Linked DNA regions of Homo sapiens: region 1 is linked to region 2. Evidence: chromatin loops called from intact Hi-C (ENCODE). Cell type or tissue: heart left ventricle. All regions are shown on one strand. Links, peaks and the distances in the headings refer to the core of each region. The heading gives the core; the rest is flanking DNA. Region 1 overlaps RORA (RAR related orphan receptor A). Region 2 overlaps RORA (RAR related orphan receptor A).

What was found. A loop is a pair of places that touch in the nucleus more often than their neighbours do. Peaks named below come from ENCODE experiments on the same cell type or tissue, not always from the same donor. Only the 100,000 strongest peaks of a DNase experiment are listed, where the experiment ranks them.
Region 1: a loop joins it to region 2, with 4 times the contacts of the local background. A loop is called at or near these places in 1 of 110 quality-filtered maps.

Annotation. Positions count from the first base shown.
Region 1 is chr15:61,080,726-61,083,643 of GRCh38, reverse strand. The region is part of intron 1 of RORA (RAR related orphan receptor A); the gene reads left to right. The region is part of intron 1 of LOC107984805 (a long non-coding RNA gene); the gene reads left to right. Among named protein-coding and RNA genes, the nearest start is that of RORA, 150 kb to the left of the region's middle. In heart left ventricle, for the core only: no CTCF peak of the experiment used is centred there; no DNase peak of the experiment used is centred there; H3K27ac peaks cover 587 bases.
Region 2 is chr15:61,156,542-61,159,459 of GRCh38, reverse strand. All of the region lies in intron 1 of RORA (RAR related orphan receptor A), which reads left to right. Among named protein-coding and RNA genes, the nearest start is that of RORA, 71 kb to the left of the region's middle. In heart left ventricle, for the core only: no CTCF peak of the experiment used is centred there; a DNase peak (open chromatin) is centred at 1,369; H3K27ac peaks cover 1,207 bases.

The DNA of each region.
Region 1 (2,918 bases), core at 122-2,621, 76 kb after region 2:
TGAGAACTACAGAATCCTTTCCAGATGAACAAACACAGCAACAGATGTGGAGTCGGCAACAGTGTATTCTGGGGTTATTTGGGTCTGTTTAAATTGGGCTTTTCCTGCACCAGAGGATTTTGTGAAATATGTTAGGCTTCTGAACATGGAGAGATTTCAGCCTCAGATTCAGAGGGACTAAGGAATTAATTACCCCATTCCAAAAAGTCCATAGGTATAGATGGCTTTGTATGAAGGAACTGCTACCTCTTGGCCCAGATCATCTAAAGGAATGGGTCTCCTCTTTTCTCTGATCCCTACCGGAACTAGGCGTTTTGTAATCTTAATCTTGCACTTTGGATTCTGCCTGGAATTTTAATAACATGGTCACTATTAGTGAAGCCAGTGTGACCCATTTGGATGCTTTCAGGCTGGGAGAGGGAAGCCGTGTCAGCCTCGGGACAACGGAACATCAGTCCTGCTTGCCTACTGTGGAGGCACAAGAGAAAGAATCCTGCAGTGAACAGTCAGGCGCAGCCCTTGTCCTCCAGGCACAGCTTTCACAACAATTCCACACCTTTTTGAGAGGGACGCTTTTGTGGTCTCAGATGTGGGCTTCATGTGGAAAGGCGAAAAGGAAGGTTTTGTTTAGCATAGAGCACTGAAGGAGGAGTCAGGAGCCCTTCCATCCCAGCCTGGTTCTATTTTTTAGTATGTCATCTTGGGGAATTCATCCAGCCTCTCCTTCTTTAGAAGCTTTCTAAGCTTCTACTGAGGACAACACTCTCCAATTCTTTCTCAGTATTAAACAGATCAAATCAATTATTCGTATTTTATCTCTTCTCTTAGAATCCTAGAATGTCCTAGAGAAAAGAAATCTAAAGAAATAACCAATTTAATTATAAACATGATTTAGCATCTAAAAAAACATGTTGATATAACTCTTTCTGTGAAAGAGCAACCCCATTGGCCTTTCTCCTTCAGTCCCAATGAAGAACTGCAGCCATCTTTCGGTGTTCATGGGGATTGCTTCGACTGCCTGTCCACACATACTCAAGTGATGAAGTTGGTGCTGCAGAACCCACGTTTACAAAATGTCACTCCTCTGTAGGGGCAGGTTTTGCATCCTGCAAATACTGTATTATTGTGTATGTGGTTTTTTTGTTTGTTTGTTTGAGATGGAGTTTTGCTCTTGTCACCCAGGCTAGAGTGCAATGGTGTGATCTCAGCTCACTGCAATCTCCAACTCCCAGGTTCAAGCAATTCTCCTGCCTCAGCCTCCTGAGTCACTGGGATTACATGTGCCCACCACCATGCCCAGCTAATTTTTGTATTGTTAGTAGAGACGGGGCTTCACCATGTTGGCCAGGCTGATCTCCAACTCCTGACCTCAGGTGATTCGCCCGCCGCGGCCTCCCAGAGTGCTGGGATTACAGGTGTGAGCCACTGCGCCCGGCCAAATACCGTATTTTTGATCTGCGTTTGGTTGACTGCCGTGTGTAAGTGGACCTCGGCAGTCAAACCTATGTCATTTAAGGGGCAACTGTAGAAAGACCTGTCACTACTAAGAAGTACAGCACTTTACAAAATTATTTTTACATATGATTGTCACAGTAAACCTGTGAGGTGACTGTGTAGTATCCCCATGTTTTGGAAATGATTAGTAAGTAGTAAAGCCGAAACCCTAAATATGGGCTGTTTCCCAGCTTTCTAGAATTCTAGTTATTATTATTTCCCAGGGCTAATTTTTACTAATTAATGGTTGTAAATCCTAGTTATTCGAATAATCAACTAGGTGTCTAGCACTTGCTGTATAGGTTCCACTTAGCTTTCTTTCTTTCTTTTTTTTTTTTTTTTGAGACAGAGTCTTGCTCTGTTGCCTAGGCTGGAGTGCGGTGGCGTGATCTCGGCTCACTGCAAGCTCTGCCTCCCAGGTTCACGCCATCCTTCTGCCTCACTCTCCCCAGTAGCTGGGACTACAGGCGCCCGCCACCACACCCGGCTAATTTTTTTGAATTTTTAGTAGAGATGGGGTTTCACCATGTTAGCCAGGATGGTCTCGATCTCCTGACCCCGTGATCCACCCACGTCGGCCTCCCAAAGTGCTGGGATTACAGGTGTGAGCCACCATGCCTGGCCCCACTTAGTTTTCTTTGAAAAGCATAAAGATAGTAGAGAAAAGGAATAATATACACGGGGAAATAAGACCAGTGTATATTCAAAGATCTGCAAATATGTATATTTTTTGGTCCCAAGCTTGTAAACAATTTAAAAAATGACTCACTTTCCTGCCTTTTTATAAGCTGTATCTAGTTCATTTCCCTCTTCCAAATATAAATCCCTAAAGGTTAAGAGTACTCTTATTTTTAAGGCAATAAGGAACAGACAAAGTTAGCCTTTTCAGGTATTTTCATGTAGTCAGAGAAGCTCTCTCCAAGGGAGGGAGGATAAAATGGCCCAGTGCCCTCAGGCCTTTAGAAAACATCTCATGGGGATAAATGCTTTGATTCCCAGCGGTGCAGGAGGTAACAGATGTGAGGCTCTCCATGGCGCTTACCAGAAATATGTATGTACTGTGGGGCAGAACGAGGTACTTTGAAGATTGGAGAATTCGTCGGCCCTGTGACTTCACTTTATTGCTTTCTTCCTGTGCAAAATGTCTCTGGACCCAGAGGGAGAGGCACCGGCCAGACAGTGAGTCAAATGACAAGTTGACAAAATGGTTGTAATTCTAGAAGCTGCAATCCCATCCTTGTCTCTTTATGTAGGGGTGAGGATGAAGCCAAAATCTGAAACAGCTCCCAGGAGAGCAAGAAGATACTGTTACTAATGATTGGGCCGACCTGAATTCTTTCCTCGTTTATTTATGCCAGTCGTTGGTATAAACATCTGAACTGCATCCACATTCACACCCATATCTAGCAACAATGATCTTATTA
Region 2 (2,918 bases), core at 139-2,638:
ACCATCAGTTTTTGACAAGGGTTTCTGATGGAAGAAAGGGATTAGCTGTGGGTGACAAGCTGGTAAGTAAAAAAAATTGGAAGTACATTTTCAGGGTTAAATTTTATCTCTCAGGTTAAATGATGGCTTAATGTTTTAATGATGTTCAGCAAGGGTAGATGGGTAAATAGGAAAGGCAAAGCTGCTTCTTTATAGGGAGAGATGTGTCTCGAAGGGGTGTGGCATTTCCTTCAAAAAGGCTGATAAATGGGACTCTTGATATAGGCTAAGTAACCCCCTTTCATTCTGTGTAGGAGGATCTATGAGAGCTGATTATTTTCCAGTTAACAAAGGGTAGGAAGTTGTTCTTAAATCAGAGTCTGATTTGTCTAGTTATGTCTATCTATTTATATCTACCTATGTCTAGCTGTATATTTATATATGTTACACCATGCTTGCGATTTATTGAGGTCTAGTCGTAAAATGACTAAGATTGAATCTGAGAAAAGATCCTACCACATCATGAATGTGTACTTCCCTTGATATCCTCTGTCCTTGGTTAAAGGTGCAGATGTGAATGCAATATTCCCAATGTACTTTTCCTTGCGGACCTCCCCACTTCATCCTTGCCTTCATCCTTTAAATGCCATAGAACGTGCTTCAGAATGACTCACTCCTGAAGAGGAACAGAGCCATTTTATTCTCCAAAGTGCACAGTCTTTCATCAAATATTGTTTCAGCTGACACGACAGCTCCCGCAACAATCCAGACCAGGAACAGTTTCTGAGCCTCTTTGGGTCTCTATTACCACATCTGCGAACTGAGGGAAATAATAGTACTTACCTCGGGGGAGCGGATGAGCAGTAAATAAGTGGACACTTGTAAAGAATCTAGAAGAGTGGGTGGCATATAGCAAGTGCTCAAAAATTGTTTATTCAATAAAGGCAAAGGTTGGCAGCCACCTAGGAAGTAATGAGCTATGTAGCCATTTAGACATAAAATAGGTTAAACATCATATGCCTTTGACCAACATTAGCCAGCTTGGAGGAGGAATGAAAAGTTCATATCCAATTAATGCTGCAGATTTCCCAGCCCCCGCCAGTTCTAGAAAGTTGAGAACCCACAACTTGCAAAGACATCCTGGCTGATCTCCAGTTGAGATGACACTTCCAGAGAGGAGAAGGCTGTCAGGTCTTCGTTTAAGCCAAGTCAGATCAGCACATATTTGCCCGCTGTCTGGAGGAGTGGAAAACTCCACACTGTCACTTCGAGCACTCCAGGGATCACATCTGTCAGGATGGAATTGCTCATCCCACACTCTGTGGACAAGGACTTGGCGTCCAAGTCTGACATGTGACCAACACTCCATTTGGGATAGTGGTCACAGCAAACCCTTCTGAAAGGGAATTTGGTAAGTTTTCCGACAAGTCAGTGTGCAGCTGGGGTTGGGCTTTGGCACGTCCTCTCATGAATTGAACTGTGGCTTTCCATGCTCTCCAGGGTCTGGGATTTGGCTCCAGCTGAGGAACATACACATACCTCAGAGGCCCGACTCTGTTGCTCTCTTCAGCTTTGCATATTATGGAATTTTACTAATCTGGGTCTGAGGGATGGGGCGATTATCCCAATGCTGGGTTTGTTTTCATTCCTTCCACCATGAACACATTTATTTATCGATTTATTTAACAGTCATTTAATAACAGCCTACTGTGTGGCAGTCACGAAACTAGGGCCAGTCACTCAGCTAGATGTAAAGAGAATCAGATTCCTTTAAAACATATACACTAATGGGAGAGAGCTGCTTAAAATCAATCGCAAAGATTTTTTTCTTTGTCTTATCTGTGTGTGCCCAGTGCCTTTCGTTGTGCCAGCACATGGTGAGGAGGGCTGTCCCTTAAATCTTGGCTCCTGGAGAACAATGGGGTAAGTAAGCTGGGTACAAACGGCTGTGAGGATCAAATATATTGTATCTGTGTAGTGCAAATACCTAGCTGAGTCCAGTATTTTAAACTTTATAAATGTAGTTTCATATTCACTATATCACTTAGTTTACACAAATAACCCATTAACTTTAAAAGGTATTTTTTAACATTTTATGTTTAGCTGAAACTCAGAAGAGTTAACCTACCTCCCTACCATCACACAGCTAGTTGGGTGTCATGCCCAACACAGAGGTCTCTGGATTGAAAGTTCCTTTCAATATTCATGATGTTGCCTACATTTATGCCAAAAGGGCTATTTTTATTTCCCTAAGAGGTGTCAAAACTTAATGGTTCAGAGGATATAATCTATTCTCACTTGGTCAAAATACTTGGTTTTGGTCATTCTTTTTTCATCCTGCGAACATTTACTAAGTACCTACCATGTGCCGTGTGCTACCTTAATTAAATATTCTGTTTCAGATTTACTACATGTACCATGCAGGGTTGTTTGGTTTTCTGAAGCTTGGAAAAGGATAAATTATACTCTACCTTGAAAATATGTTGATCAAACTATTGTTTGGCTGATTTAGAAGGAACTGGAGGCTCTGGCAGTACCCAGGTTCTTCAAGATGAACATCCTTCTCACCATTCATTACAAAAGATAGATGGTATTGGGCTGAATCTGCACTGGCCATATTTTGCAACCTGGAAAATCCTTTGAAAAAGCAAATCCTTGATATGGGCCAGTACTAAGTTATAAAAGTGTGACTTTGACAAATTTATTAACCTCTTTTCACCTCAGATTTAACATCTCTTATAACATGGGGGAGTCTGGAGAAGACGTCAAGTTTTAAGGGTCTTTCTGTTTCCAAGCCTTTGCTGTATTTCATCTTTATACCCTAAAGGATGGCTCTTATAATGCTGTAGCTTCCAGAACTTTCCTCCTTCTCAGAGTGCTTCTACCTCCTAGGGTCTCAGGCTTCCTGTTTGCTTTTCACTCCCACAGATTCCTGCTGG